4 separate regions of the Homo sapiens genome follow, and regions 1, 2 and 3 are each linked to region 4. Evidence: chromatin contacts called from ENCODE Hi-C or POLR2A ChIA-PET data. All regions are on one chromosome and are shown on one strand. The core of a region is the stretch at or near the end of the contact, and the rest is flanking DNA. Distances in the headings are between cores, read along the strand shown. Region 1 overlaps PCDHGA1 (protocadherin gamma subfamily A, 1). Region 2 holds the start of PCDHGC5 (protocadherin gamma subfamily C, 5). Region 3 overlaps SPRY4-AS1 (SPRY4 antisense RNA 1). Region 4 holds the start of DELE1 (DAP3 binding cell death enhancer 1).

Region 1 (3,447 bases), core at 259-2,758, 410 kb before region 4:
CCAGGTCCCCAGTGCGCCCCCTAGTGGCCATAGCCTGGTTAAAGTTCCCCAGTGCCTCCTTGTGCATAGACCTTCTTCTCCCACCCCCTTCTGCCCCTGGGTCCCCGGCCATCCAGCGGGGCTGCCAGAGAACCCCAGACCTGCCCTTACAGTAGTGTAGCGCCCCCTCCCTCTTTCGGCTGGTGTAGAATAGCCAGTAGTGTAGTGCGGTGTGCTTTTACGTGATGGCGGGTGGGCAGCGGGCGGCGGGCTCCGCGCAGCCGTCTGTCCTTGATCTGCCCGCGGCGGCCCGTGTTGTGTTTTGTGCTGTGTCCACGCGCTAAGGCGACCCCCTCCCCCGTACTGACTTCTCCTATAAGCGCTTCTCTTCGCATAGTCACGTAGCTCCCACCCCACCCTCTTCCTGTGTCTCACGCAAGTTTTATACTCTAATATTTATATGGCTTTTTTTCTTCGACAAAAAAATAATAAAACGTTTCTTCTGAAAAGCTGAACGTTTCTGTATAAGCGATGGAAGCTCCTGGCATGTGTGCATGAAGTGATGAGCTGAGGTGGGTGCTGGAAGAAGGGCGGAATCGGGAGGCCACTTTGTGTCATTGCGCGTCTAGATGTTTCCGAATTGCGTGTGTGTGTGTGACTGTGCAATATGGTTGTGTATGCTTGCAATGCCGTTGTGCCTATGAGACAGTGTGCGATTGTGTGCCTATGGATCTGTGTACCGTGTGCCATTGTGTGATCGGTCCGCTGTGGGGGTGGGGATCTGAGTGCGGCGTGTCAGTGTGCAGTGGAGTGTGCAGTCTAAGCTTGCGGCTGTCTCCAGGCAGAAGAGGAGACCCCGGCGCGGGCGGGGGCGGGTTGGCGCCGGGCAAACGCCTTGGGTAGAGGGGAGAGGACGTTTCGTTAGTTCCCGCCCCTTCCTGACTAAAATTGCCTACCCGAAGCGCCCCGGAGGGCTTCACGGGAGGAGGGTAGACTCTCCTTTGCCCCCGCACCCCCACCCCCGCTGCCTAGGGGTTTTGGGAAAGCCGCGGGAGTGGGAGGGAATGCGGGAGGTGATTCTTCCAAAGCCAAGTCTGCAGCTCGAGCCTCAGTTTCCCCATCTGGAATTCGCCTTCCCGCTGACATCTCCGTAGCGAAGCCTAAGAAATTGGAGGGCTCATCCTCTTCTTGCGGGGGTCAAGGGGACTGAAAGGACGTGCAGGAAATGAGATCCATCGCAGACTCAGCTCCCCTCCCTCCTTCCTGTCGGTGCTTTTCCACTCACTCGCCTGCTCTCCCATCTCCCCGCCCCCTCCGCCTGCCTCCTCGAAGCACTGTGGGATTCCGAGGTTGCTGCAGCCAGAGAAGCTGCAGAAAAACACGGAGCTGGGGGTGAAGGGGGACTTAAAAGGGGAACTACCCGGAAGGACCCAAGAACACAAAGACAGAGCCACTGCGGTTATCTGGCTGGTCAGCAAGGGTATGCGGCTTCCTCCGCGCTGCGGAGGCTCCCAGAGCCAGGTCACCCATTCTGCCAGCTCAAGTCTGTTGTCATGGGAACCAAACCTTCCAACTTAAGAATCTGGGGGCGACTTTCTAGCGTGGGAGGAAGGGTGGTGTGCACGGTTGCTGAGATGGAAGCAGGGTTTTGTTACTCAGAGCCAGGCTGCGGAGGGGCGGGGTGCCGGGCGCCTGGGTTCTATTCCAGGCACAGCAGCAGACTGGCAGAGCGCGTGAGCAGCTGTGGTTTGTCCCCTAATTGGTATGTGTGCCTATAAAGCTCTGAACCAGAAAGGCGTGGCCTCCGGGGGGACGGGAGGGAGGCGGCAGGCAACCCATCCCCACACCTCAGGCCATACTGAGGAGGCAGCTGCCCAGGCTCCAGGGCTATTTAAAAGGCTTTTATTTCCAGTTCCAGAGCCCGCCCGAATGGGTTTGTGGTCCTCTCCAGGCCTCTCCCTGTCTATCCTGGGCCTGCTCATTGCTGGTCTGGCTTTTTTGTGCAGGTCATAACGTGCTCAGACAAGTATGGCTCCAAGTGGCAAGTCATCTGGAGCATGACCTCAGGCTCCCAACCTCTGCTGGGCAGGCTCAGGTTTCCACCCCAGGGTAAACCCCTCTACTCTGGAATGTGGTCTGTGGCCACCAACAGAGCAGAGGGGATGAGAAAATGGGAGCCAGATGCTTCCCTCAGCAAGAGACACAGGTACTGCCAGGAAACCTTGCGTGACATCTGGGAACATGAAAGGTTCCAAGTGAGTTCCAAAAAAGGGCTCCAAACCAAGTAGCAGCAATGTGGAAGAGTCAGGGAGCTGAACCAGGCGCCCACTCCTTTACTGTGGCCAAACGGCCCTGAGGTGAGCTCTGGTGGGGCAGCAGCCACCATGTATTAATCATCTCTAGCCCTGTGCCCAAGTAAAGTGTCTGGCACCTTTAGCTTTTTCACAGTGATTTGTCAGGTCAACCAGGGATTTGAGGCAGGAAAGACTAGAGGAGCCTGGACTAGAGTGAAAAGAAAACAGCTCAGAAATTCACACAGGAAGCTGTAAGGCAGTACTGTTTCAATGCTTTATTAACAGTTGGAAACAAAACCAACAAACTGGAGGTGATGACATCCCAGAAGCCTATGAGGCAAGGGAAATAGGTTTGCATTTTGTCCCTCACACCTCTCTCTCTCTCTCTTTTTTTTTATTAAATGCATCTTAGCAAAAGTAGATTAAAAAAGAAAGGGTCAAAGCCCCAGATGTCAGCGAGCAGGGAGGAGGTGACCCAGGGGAGCAACAGACGCCCTGCATCAGAGTCCTCCCAGGAATAGTCCAAAGGAGCTGCTCTTGCCCCTTTATACACAAGCGCCAGCAACCAAAACCCTCCCTCCTGGCAATAAGGCCTCACTATAGTTGCCCTCATGCTTCCTAAGCTCTCTCTTGCTCTAATAACTCTAATTCTGGGCCAAGCCCAAGAGTGCCATTCTTTCTTCCTAGCTGGGGATGGAAAGCTGAGAGGGGCACAAGGAGGGCAAAAGTATCACCCTAAGCCAGAGAATTGCAGCTTCCTGTGGTTGGGGCCACCAAACAGTTCAGTGTGCCCACCCACTTCTCTTTTAGAAGAGAGCTGGGGTACAGTGTATGAAGGCACTCCTGGTGCCCAGTTCCCCAGAATGTCCAGTTAGCATCTGCACATTTGGCTTGATACATTTATACATTTATAAAAAACTCTGTGGTCTTAGAGTTCCTGCTACTCTTAGGCCTGGCCCAGCTCAACCAGAGAAGGGGTTCCTCCTGTGTCGGATTCCCTGGGAGAGAGGATCTGCCTTGGACTCAAGGGTCCAGAAGGTCCAGGGGCACATTCAGGATTGGGCCTGTGAGAAGAAATCCCAGAACTCTGTAACCTGCCACCAAAGCTTCTTACATTATGGAGGGGAAAGGGGGAAGGAACAGTTTTCTTTAAAAAAATTTTTTTTTTCATACA
Region 2 (3,389 bases), core at 856-3,355, 430 kb before region 4:
TTACAATGCTTGGGTTTCCTATCAGCTCCTGGAGGCCCCAGATCCCAGCCTGTTTGCAGTCTCTCGATATGCTGGGGAGGTGCGGACGGCTGTTCCTATCCCAGCTGACCTCCCACCACAGAAGCTGGTCATTGTGGTAAAGGATAGTGGTAGTCCACCACTCTCTACCTCTGTTACTCTCTTAGTGTCCTTAGAGGAAGACACTCATCCAGTTGTCCCAGATCTTCGAGAATCTTCAGCTCCAAGGGAAGGAGAATCTCGTCTAACCCTCTACTTGGCTGTGTCCCTAGTGGCAATTTGCTTTGTCTCCTTTGGCTCATTCGTGGCACTACTCTCTAAGTGTCTTCGTGGGGCAGCCTGTGGAGTCACATGCTTTCCTGCTGGCACCTGTGCCTGTCTCACCAGATCTCGAAGGAGGGAGGGGCTTCCCCCTTCCAATGGGATCCTCCGAATCCAGCTAGGGTCAGATGACCCTATCAAGTTTGTTGATGTGGGAGGCCACTCTCATGGCTGTACACCCTTGGCTTCTGCACCCACTCGGAGTGATAGCTTCATGATGGTGAAGTCACCCAGTGCACCTATGGCAGGGGAGCCTGTTCGCCCAAGCTGCCCACCCTCTGATCTTCTCTATGGGCTAGAGGTGAGACCTTTGCAGGCTCAACAAATGCTTGAGGGTTATTCTGATCCAGGCATATGGCTAGGCCATGTCCTAGAGAGTACTGGCCTCTCAGTAAGTGCCCATAGTGATGTCACCATTTTTGTAAGAGGTAACTATGTGGTAGACGCTGTGCTTTGTAACTGTTTCGTGAATTAACCAGAGTTGTCACAGTTTAGCATTGGGGGCGGGTCATGCCTATATCTGAGTAAGAAATGAAAGTAATTGGTGATCAAGAGCCAGGCTGTTGTGGAAGCATGATGATGGAATGTGGGAGCACAGGAGGCTACAGTGCACAGGGTACAGTGCACCAGGCAGTCACTTGGACAAAGGTGGCTGTTTTCTCTACTCTTCCTGAAAGAGGGGATCAGATTCTGAAGTACCTTAACTCTAGGTTACCATTTCCCAAGGGATTGAGGGGAAATAAAATCTTTGTCTCCCAGTATCTAGTACACTGTGAAGGGACCTCTCTATTTGAAACATAGAGACAGCAGAAAGAGGAGAGAACTAAAGGAATAGAGAGGCACGCATCAGAGTGGTGGCATAGATCTTTTGGTCTGGGTCTTAGGACTCATATCAAGTCCCTACTGGGGATTTGAACTAGATGCGGTAAATTGGAAGGTTGGGGCGGGTTGGTCATCACCTTTGGAAAAAACAGTAAGTGAAATCACTTATGTCAGAAAACTGGTTTACAGTTGGCTGATTCATAGAAACAGCCACCCTGTGCATCTTTAAGTTGAGTTCTCCTGAATTTGGTGAAACCATGAAACCTAGAAGCCAAGCCATCCATGCTTGGCCTCTGACCACCCTCCTGGGTGACCTGATTCAGCCCCAGAAATGTTCCCCTACCCAAAAACTGTAACACTCATTCCACATTTGGGGTCTGGGGTGTCAGAAAAGCTAAGTCCCATGTCAGCTGACATTGAGATTTCCGCAAAGCATTGCTGGAGAGTCAGGGCAAGACTTTACAAGGTTCTTACTAATCTTTTCTCTCACCTTAGCAGCATTCAGCAGGATGGGGGAGGGTGGGGGAATACATGGGCTTTGCCTCTCCCAGAAGGACAAGATTTTGCTGGTTCAAGCAAAGTGGTGGAAGCTTCTGAAGTCATGCAGGAAGTTGCTGGGACAGAACGCTGAGGAGTTTTGTATCACTTTGTCTTCCCTGTTGAGTACCATCTGAGCTGTCAAACTTTGCTGCCAAGGGGGCTGAATCAACCTGCAGCACGAAGTGAGTGGGGAGGTAGGAAGCTTCTGTGACACAGATTTGCAGCCTGTGTTCCCAAGGTTTCCAGGATTGAGGAAACTCCATAATTGGTTGAGAGCACACAGACTTTTTGGCCAATCAGACTCAGAGCTGAGGTGGGAGATCTGCTCTTCCAGCCCGCCTCTCCTCCTCCAGCTCCCCAGCTCCACTCAAATTCAGCTCCCCTCCCCCCTGCCCACCCCCGCCACTCGGTGACTAAGAACTGCTGCAAGCAGGCAAACCTCCGAGCAGTTTTTAAGAGGCTGGAAGGAGACATAAGAGACTTCAGCTGCTGCATTCCAAGCCCTGGGTCTACCTTGGAGACAGGACAGCACAGACTTACTCTCCACAAAGGGACTTCTGGGTCATGGGGCCCAAGACACTCCCACAGCTCGCTGGGAAATGGCAAGTGCTGTGCATGTTGTCCTTGTGCTGCTGGGGCTGGGTGTCTGGGCAGCTTCGTTACTCAGTGGTGGAGGAGTCTGAGCCGGGGACGCTGGTGGGGAATGTTGCTCAGGATCTGGGCTTAAAGATGACAGATCTGTTGAGCCGGCGGCTGCAATTGGGCTCTGAGGAGAATGGGCGCTATTTTTCCCTGAGCTTGATGAGTGGTGCCCTGGCAGTGAATCAAAAGATTGACCGAGAAAGCCTATGTGGAGCCAGCACCAGCTGCCTGCTGCCAGTGCAGGTGGTGACTGAACACCCCCTGGAGCTAATCCGTGTAGAGGTAGAGATCCTGGATCTCAATGACAACTCTCCTAGCTTTGCCACCCCTGAGCGAGAGATGCGCATCTCAGAATCAGCAGCATCTGGGGCACGATTCCCACTGGACAGTGCCCAGGATCCGGATGTGGGCACCAATACTGTGAGCTTTTACACTCTAAGCCCCAACAGCCACTTCTCTCTGAATGTGAAGACCCTAAAAGATGGGAAGCCATTCCCAGAGCTGGTGCTAGAGCAGCAGCTGGATCGTGAAGCCCAGGCAAGACATCAGCTGGTGCTTACTGCTGTGGATGGGGGGACCCCAGCCCGCTCAGGGACCACCCTTATCTCTGTCATCGTGCTGGACATCAATGATAATGCTCCAACCTTCCAATCCTCAGTTCTACGTGTGGGAATCCCAGAGAATGCACCCATTGGTACTCTGCTGCTCCGCCTCAATGCCACTGATCCAGACGAGGGCACCAACGGCCAACTAGACTATTCTTTTGGAGACCACACATCTGAGGCAGTGCGGAACCTCTTTGGCCTAGACCCTAGCAGTGGGGCAATCCATGTGTTGGGTCCCATAGACTTTGAGGAGTCACGTTTCTATGAAATTCATGCAAGAGCCCGTGACCAGGGACAGCCTGCCATGGAGGGCCACTGTGTGATTCAAGTGGATGTGGGGGATGTCAATGACAATGCCCCAGAGGTGCTATTGGCCTCTTTGGCCAACCCTGTCCTAGAGAGCACACCAGTGGGCACAGTAGTGGGGTTGTTTAATGTGCG
Region 3 (3,449 bases), core at 293-2,792, 430 kb after region 4:
TGCTCTTGTTGCCCAGGCTGCAACGCAATGGCGCCATCTCAGCTCACCGCAACCTCCACCTGCCGGGTTCAAGTGATTCTCCAGCCTCAGCCTCCTGAGCAGCTGGGATTACAGGTGCACGCCACCACGCCCGGCTAATTTTGTATTTTTAGTAGAGACGGGGTTTCTCCATGTTGGTCAGGCTGGTCTCAAACTCCTGACCTCAACTGATCCGCCCGCCTCGGCCTCCCAAAGTGCTGGGATTACAGGCGTGAGCCACCGCGCCCGGCCCTAAGTCAGTGGCTCTTAACCCTGGTTGTACACTAAACTCACTTTTGAAGTCTTACAGAAATGCCAGTGCCTAGGCCCCATTACCAAAGATCCTCATTCCCTTTGTCTGAGGTGGGGTCAGGGGTGTCAGTGTTTTTGAAAGCCTCCCTGGGAATTCTCATTTGCACCTAGGTTGAGAAGTACTGTATCTAGTTCAGTGTCTCATTTTCCTTATAGGAAGCTGTGAGGCCGAGAGATGAAAGGAAAGGCTCAGGCGATATAGCAAGAGCAGAAGGACCCAAGCCCCTTATCAAGGCTTGTATTCAAGGGGAAAATGCAGCCCTGGGGCTGCCCTTCACTCGGTCTTTGGGATGAGACTTCTGAGCTCTTTCCTGATAATAATGTTTGGACCTTTCCAACCCAGTTCTTCCTAGCACCCTTGCCTTTTCATCCTTGGATGCCTCAGGTCAGACCCCTCAGAGAGGTGTCCCTACAGAAAGCCGCTGTTCTAGAATGTGACCCATTAAAAAACTCATAGCACTTGTAGATGTGAAATAATCCTGTTCATTCATTTTTGAGAATCTAAGCCCCCTGTGGGCAGGAACCGTATCTGTGTTGTTCCTGCGGTGCGGGGGCTTAGAGTAGTGACCAGCACTTAGTAAAACATACTCATTAAATGACTGAATGAACGAAATCCCAGGAGGCCAGTTGAGTAGTTTTTTTTTTTTTTTTTTTTTTTCCTGGTCCCGACCATCTGATTCTCATTACTTCTACAGCTCGGGAAGTCTCTGCTTTGGCATTTTATAAACCTCCTGTGCGTACGTCGACATTTTAACCATAAATCCAGAGTTTTGGGACTGCAAAACTCGAGGCCAGGGGATTGGGGGAGGGGGATAACTACCCGGAGGTCCGAAGCCCGGCGGAGCTGCCCTGGGGTTGGGGGGAGGGACGGGAACCCTCGGGAGGACGCCCCTCCGCCCCCTGCCCACCCCCTCGGCGGGACATGGCCCCGGGCCGGGACGTCCTTCAGATTGGTGCGCCGCCGCCGCGGCCGTCTCCTCCCGTCGGGCGGGGTGGGGGGTGGTGAGGGACGCGATCCAGGTCGTGGCCTGGCGGCGGCTCCGGCCACAGCCCCCGCATTCCGGCCGCGCGCCCCCGGAGGTGACGCCTTGAGGAAGCTGTATTTTTTTGGGGGGGAGCCGCAGGGAACCGTTGGGAGAGGGGCCCTGTGTGTGTCCCTTTAAGAGCCGGAGCGCTGCCTCCGCCTCGCAGGCGCCCGGAGCCTCACAAAAGAACAGGATGTTGTTGATTTGTCACCAAACCACAGAGAGGAAATGATTGTAAATTTCCTTTAAACATCCCCACCGCGCTCCGGCCGCCCCCGCTTCCGCCTCCTCCGCCCCCGCCCGGTTCGGCACAGCGGGGCCTCAGCGCTCCCGCGGGGCGCCTGCTCCCCGGCCGGGCCACGGGCCGAGCGGCTCCTGGGCGCCTGCGGGAGGAGCCCCCGGCCCGGCCGCTGCCCCAGCTCGCGTTCCAGTTGCTTTTTCTACAGTTGCAGCGGAGGAAGGTCCTGGGCTTTTGTGTGAGCCCGCGCGCCGCCCTTCTCTCCGGGAGCGAATGGGAACCGCGCGCGGGGAGCTCCGTGCTGTGTCTAGGGAGCGCCTTAGCGCGCCATCCCCGTTTAGCCTCGCAGCTTCCCTGTAGAGGCAACAACCGTTATCTCCTTCGTTAGGGTCTGGAGGGAAACTGAGGCCCAGGTTAGTTACGTGAGCCGAAAGTCACCAGCTCTTGGAACGCTTTGGGGGCTCTTGGAACACACCATGCAGGTTTAGGTCACCCCAGACCTTATATTTGTGAATCAGTGAGCGACCGGAACATTCTAGAATCCCCAAGTCATCAAAAGTGGCAATTTACATTGCGAAGTCCAAAGCAATGATTGCCAAGTCCAAGTTTTTTCGTGGGGGAACGTCCCTCACCACTTCCAGCCGGGCATCCACTTTTCAGAAGCTGTTTGGGTCTCAGTTTCTACTTTCACTCCATTTGCTTGTAAGATTTCAGGAAGCCTCTGGTGGAGTAAGTGTTTGCTCCCAACCTGTGGCCCATGTTGGAGTGGTGTGGTCTGTGGTCTAGGAAAGGGCTGCCTTTGCTGTACAGAGTGTTCTTTTGGAGCAAGTAATGCTTATTCCGGCATAGGCTGCACTGGGCTTCTTGAACTAAAAGCAGCAGCTAATGTCCTAGACACCGCTGAACAGAATTCTCTCATTTCATCCTTTGACCAGCCCCAGGAGGTAGAGGTTGCTTTTCTCTTTAAACAGTTGAGGAAGCAGGTTCAGAGAGGCTGAGGAACCGGACCAGCTTGCACATTGTAAGTGGAAGACAAAAGACTCATTTAGTTACCACATTCTGATTACTGGTGATGTCTCTCTTTAATACTTTGTCTTATTACTCGCTTGCGGAGACAGGTGGTGAAGAGAATACAGGATATTTTTGTTGGGTCTTGTTACCTCAACTTCCAGGGAGCTCTGGGCCGGACTCCACTTTCTGGGAATAGAGTTAGGTGGCCAGTGCTCTCAGACTGGAATCTTCCCTTTGCCAGCCTTATGAGAGGTCCTGAGTGGCTTGGGGACTGAGGTGGAGTTCTTTTCACTCTACTTGAATAGGAAAATGGGCTCCTTTAAACGATTACCTGGAGTTGGATTTCTAAGGCTGAATAGCCCCAGTCCAATGCAAGCCCTTCTATTCAGATTTCTCAGCTCTAGGGGGCAATGGTAAGAGCTGGTGAGATGTATGGAGGGTTGACTTTGAATATTAAACGTGCGGTTCCTAACAGCTAATGTTTTCGTGTGCCTGCTATGTGCCATGCACTGTGCCAGGTGCTGTGCACGTGTTTTCTCATTTGATCCTAAGCCACGAAAAGTTGGTACCCAGAGAGGTCGTGCACCTAGAAATGATGGAGCAGGGGTTGGCATTTTTCTCCACAGAATCCCCTGTGTCTGTGCAAGAGGTCATCCAGGCACCCCAGAAATGAGACCACAGTTGCTTGCCTTCAATCATTTAGAAAGCCAAGAGGGTCCTTGGTGCGGGTGGATTTTGAGAGAGAAAGACAGTGGCCTTTGGCTCCTTTGTGCTGCAGCTGTCTGCAGTTCCTCAACTCTGAGGACATTTGTTGATGGATTTCCAGAGCGGACTTCTGTGTCTCC
Region 4 (3,748 bases), core at 1,216-3,715:
ACCAAGACAGCATATAATTACTGCTAAACTGTGTAGTAAGAAATTAAGTGCTATAGGAATTGGGAAAAGTAGGGAGCAGGGAGGGCTCAAACAGTTGAGGAGTCTACACTGAAGAGCTGGGATTGGGCTGAACCTTGAGAAATGACACAAACTATGGATAGTCTGAAAGGAAGGAGGGTACAAAAGACGCAGGAGGAAGAACACAGCCAAACCAGCATACTTGTTTGTTACTTTATTTTCGGGACAGCAACACAAGGAATGTGAAAGGTTGCCGTCCCAAATCCCGAAGCAAGGCTATTTCTGAATAGTTGTCCAACATTCAAACTTCTGGGCCTTTATTTATTGTTTCCTCCGCTTGCAATGCCTTTCTTCCTTCTCCACCTGGCAAGCTCTTATTCACATTTAAAGGCCCCGCTCAAATGCAACTACTTTTCTGAAGCCTTCCAAGGGATCCCACAATCCATTGTTCATGCTTCTATGGGAACCTAACCTATTACACTTGCCTGCTTACCTCCCCTACTAATATAATTAATAGCAACTTACACTTACTGGGCTTTTACTATGTGCCAGGAACTATGCTAAACATTTTTATTTATTTATTTTTTATTTTTTGAAGGGTATTCCCAAAACACCAAGTTAAACATTTTTAACATATTATTTTATTTAAACCTCACAACAATTGCATGAGGTATTTTCCCTATTTTACGGATGAAGCTCTTGAGACTTAGTGTGGTTAAGGAACCTGCACAAGATAACATACCTACGAAGTAAGCAAGCTGTGATTCCAACCCAGATTTGTGGGACTCCAAAGCCCACTACTAATCCACTGGACCGTGTTCCTGGAGGCCACAAATGCTCTTTCCTCAGCTGTCTTCTCAGATCCTAGAACGGGCTGATATATGGCTCAAAAGTTCTTTAACGGCCAGGCACGGTGGCTCAAGCCTGTAATCCCAGCACTTTGGAAGGCCAAGGCAGGAGGATCACCTGAGGTCCAGGAGTTCGAGACCAACCTGGCCAACATGGTGAAACCCTGTCTCTACTAAAAATACAAAAATTAGCAGGATGTGGTAGCAGGCGCCTGTAATCTCAGCTACTTGGGAGGCTGAGGCAAGAGAATCGCTTGAACCTGGGAGGCAGAGGTTGCAGTGAGCCGAGATCACACCATTGCACTCCAGCCTGGGCGACAGAGAATCCGTCTCAAAAGAAAAAAAAAAGTTGTCTAACATATTAATACAACTTTCAAGCCACATGCCTCGGTCTAAAAGTAGGTGCCCCCAGTACACTTTTACCCCAGGTAGCAACTTCCACTCACCTTAAAGTCACATACCTGGAGGAAGGGGATAGGGAGGAAATCTAAACATCTTATACTTGAATGTAAGCTCCGTTATTTCACGGATTCAAATGTGGTGAAAGGAACTATTTTTTTTTCCTTTTTTTTTTGAGATGGAGTCTCACTCTGTCGCCCAGGCGCGATCTCGGCTCACTGCAACCTCCCGTCTCCCGTGTTCAAGCAATTCTCCTGCCTCAGCCTCCAGAGTAGCTAGGATTACAGGCGCCCACCACCACGCGCAACTGATTTTTGTATTTTTAGTAGAGACAGGGTTTCACCATGTTGGCCAGGCTGGTCTCAAACTCCTGACCTCAGGTGATCCGCCCGCCTCGGCCTCCCAGAGTGCTGGGATTACAGGCGTGAGCCACCGGGACCAGACGGAACTATTCTTTTCCACAAAAGAACAAACACATACATAACTTTTGCCACGTCTGAAGACGAGGGTTCTAATAGGGCGCGGGTGGTGTCTCAGGTATTTTGAAAGGAGCTACCCAAGAATCTCAGCTTGTCAGGCCAGTCATTCCATTTGACCCTATCTGGCGCGTATTGGGGCCCCGACAAGGTAAGGGGTTGGCATGAAGCTGCACAGTGAGATAAAGCTGGACCGGAGCTAGAACCCAGAATCAAAGCCTTGCCCTGTGCGGTTTCTCATCGCCTACGCAGTCGGGCCCTGGCCTGGCATCTCCAGGCAGGTGGCCTTGGACGGAAGCCCGGCCTACTGGCTTCATTTGTGGGACCCCGGGGGTCCTCTCCTCCGCCCATGGAGCCTGGTTACTCCCACTTCCTCAAGCCTAGGGCCTGGAGAAGCCTTTCCTGGTTCGCGGCCTCACGGTCTGCAAGGTCCTCTTACTTCCCTGAAGCCGCTCCAGCCCCACTTCCCGAAGGTCCCGCTTCCGGGTGGCTCGCTTCGCCACCTGCGGTCCCCTGCCTCGGCTTGGGAACGCCAAGGACATCCCCCACGGAAGCCTGGGCCCACATCCCCATGCCCTTGCCGCACGTCACCGCCCCGCTGGCCCCGAATACGCCTCCGCCCTGCACTTCCTCTCTGCAGCGCCGTCTTTCCGGCCGGGCTCCCTTCTAATTGGCCAGCTCAGAGCTTCCTCGGGTACTCGGCCACTCGGGGCATCGCGGCGGCCTTTCTAGCCGCTGTCCCAAGGGTTGGTCTCGCGCTTTCGGCTGCGAGCTCTCTGTGGTGCTGGCAGCGACATGTGGCGCCTCCCGGGACTCCTGGGCCGAGGTAAGGGACGTCCAAGCAACCAGCGTCACTCTGGGCCGCAAAGACCGAACTGGAGTGGGGGCGGGCCCGAGGAAACAGCCGAAGCGATCGTGGGCCGGGTTAGAGCCAAGGAAGGCGGGGCTTGAAAGAGGGCGGGGAAGTCAGGGGCTGCTGGAATTTGAGATGTGGATGGGCCTAGCTAGAAGAGGGTGGAGTCCAAGAAGTTGGTAGGACTGTTGGGAGGGGGAGGAGTCCAATGGCAGGAGATGGTGGACTGAATGAATGAAAGAGGATTAGGGGCCAATGGAGTAGGCATAGCCAGTGAAGAGAGGAGAGGTTTAGAGTCAAAGAGCCCCAAACATTAGTGAGAGTATATGTATGAACGTTTGGTCATCTTAGAACAGTGGTTGGCATCCACAGGAGACCAGCAGAATCACATGGGCGCTTTTAAAAAACGTGGATGCTCTACCCTGAGAAATCTTAGTTTATTGGTTCTGGGGTACTACCCTAGAATCTGTAGTAGATAAAAGATTCCCATGTGTATCCATGTTTAAGAACCTCTGCTGAGGCAGATGACAGTGATTCCTGGGTTCTTGTTGAGGTGCCTGAGTTTTGGTTGTTCTGTACAGCTCTTCCCCGTACACTGGGACCTAGCCTCTGGAGGGTGACTCCTAAGTCCACCAGCCCAGATGGGCCTCAGACTACCTCCTCCACTTTGCTGGTTCCTGTGCCTAACCTCGACAGGTAAGATACTGCCATTTTACCACTCATTTCCTCCCCTAGTCACCCTTTTTTTTTATTTTTTTTTTTTTGTTGTTTTTTGAGATGGAGTCTCATTCTGTCGCCCAGGCTGGAGTGCAGTGGGGCAATCTCAGCTCACTGCAACCTCCGCCTCCCAGGTTCAAGCAGTTCTCTGCCTCAGCCTCCCGAGTAGCTGGGATTACAGGCACCCGTCACCACACCCTGCTAATTTTTATTTTATTTTATTTTTTTTGAGACAGAGTCTCGCTCTGTCGCCCAGGCTGGAGTGCAGTGGCGCGATCTTGGCTCACTGAAACCTCCGCCTCCTGGGTTCAAGCGATTCTGCTGCCTCAGCCTCCCAAGTAGCTGGGATTTCAGGCATGCACCATCACGCCTGGCTAATTTTTTTTGTATTTTTAGTAGAGACGGGGTTTCACCATGTTAGCCAGGATGGTCTTGAT

Evidence for each region. A loop is a pair of places that touch in the nucleus more often than their neighbours do. ChIA-PET counts read pairs that join two places held with the same protein, here RNA polymerase II (POLR2A). Pooled maps may share reads with other maps.
Region 1: a pooled map shows a loop between it and region 4 (4-fold over the local background). The contact joins the enhancer-like site here to the promoter of DELE1 in region 4. A Hi-C loop is called at or near these places in 1 of 37 single-sample maps with no recorded cell type and 4 of 50 pooled maps. POLR2A ChIA-PET finds 5 or more read pairs at or near these places in 1 of 52 experiments (activated T-cell).
Region 2: a pooled map shows a loop between it and region 4 (2.0-fold over the local background). The contact joins the promoter of PCDHGC5 here to the promoter of DELE1 in region 4. A Hi-C loop is called at or near these places in 1 of 37 single-sample maps with no recorded cell type and 3 of 50 pooled maps. POLR2A ChIA-PET finds 5 or more read pairs at or near these places in 2 of 52 experiments (both activated T-cell).
Region 3: a map of naive thymus-derived CD4-positive, alpha-beta T cell shows a loop between it and region 4 (14-fold over the local background). The contact joins the enhancer-like site here to the promoter of DELE1 in region 4. A Hi-C loop is called at or near these places in 1 of 168 maps with a recorded cell type or tissue (naive thymus-derived CD4-positive, alpha-beta T cell), 3 of 37 single-sample maps with no recorded cell type and 8 of 50 pooled maps. POLR2A ChIA-PET finds 5 or more read pairs at or near these places in 1 of 52 experiments (GM12878).

The regions. Positions count from the first base shown.
Region 1 is chr5:141,512,488-141,515,934 of GRCh38, forward strand. It overlaps PCDHGA1 (protocadherin gamma subfamily A, 1), which reads left to right. Exons shown (of 4, transcript NM_018912.3): 4 at 1-488. It overlaps PCDHGA2 (protocadherin gamma subfamily A, 2), which reads left to right. Exons shown (of 4, transcript NM_018915.4): 4 at 1-488. It overlaps PCDHGA3 (protocadherin gamma subfamily A, 3), which reads left to right. Exons shown (of 4, transcript NM_018916.4): 4 at 1-488. It overlaps PCDHGB1 (protocadherin gamma subfamily B, 1), which reads left to right. Exons shown (of 4, transcript NM_018922.3): 4 at 1-488. It also overlaps PCDHGA4, PCDHGB2, PCDHGA5, PCDHGB3, PCDHGA6 and PCDHGA7, and 14 more genes. Among named protein-coding and RNA genes, the nearest start is that of PCDHGC5, 25 kb to the left of the region's middle. RefSeq lists enhancers at 1,047-1,672, 1,218-1,337, 1,673-2,298, 2,078-2,327, 2,299-2,924. Within about 2 kb of position 1,509, at least 33 of the 41 ENCODE cell types and tissues checked have a DNase peak (open chromatin) inside an H3K27ac peak, as active enhancers do.
Region 2 is chr5:141,486,976-141,490,364 of GRCh38, forward strand. It overlaps PCDHGC5 (protocadherin gamma subfamily C, 5), which reads left to right and starts at 2,106. Exons shown (of 4, transcript NM_018929.3): 1 at 2,106-3,389. The coding sequence starts at 2,266. All of the region lies in intron 1 of PCDHGA1 (protocadherin gamma subfamily A, 1), which reads left to right. All of the region lies in intron 1 of PCDHGA2 (protocadherin gamma subfamily A, 2), which reads left to right. The region is part of intron 1 of PCDHGA3 (protocadherin gamma subfamily A, 3); the gene reads left to right. It also overlaps PCDHGB1, PCDHGA4, PCDHGB2, PCDHGA5, PCDHGB3 and PCDHGA6, and 13 more genes.
Region 3 is chr5:142,355,534-142,358,982 of GRCh38, forward strand. All of the region lies in intron 3 of SPRY4-AS1 (SPRY4 antisense RNA 1), which reads left to right. Among named protein-coding and RNA genes, the nearest start is that of SPRY4-AS1, 32 kb to the left of the region's middle. RefSeq lists enhancers at 1-328, 329-1,130 and a silencer at 1,168-1,817. Within about 2 kb of position 1,543, at least 34 of the 41 ENCODE cell types and tissues checked have a DNase peak (open chromatin) inside an H3K27ac peak, as active enhancers do.
Region 4 is chr5:141,921,406-141,925,153 of GRCh38, forward strand. It overlaps DELE1 (DAP3 binding cell death enhancer 1), which reads left to right and starts at 2,466. Exons shown (of 12, transcript NM_014773.5): 1 at 2,466-2,567; 2 at 3,176-3,290. The coding sequence starts at 2,537. RefSeq lists an enhancer at 2,347-2,860.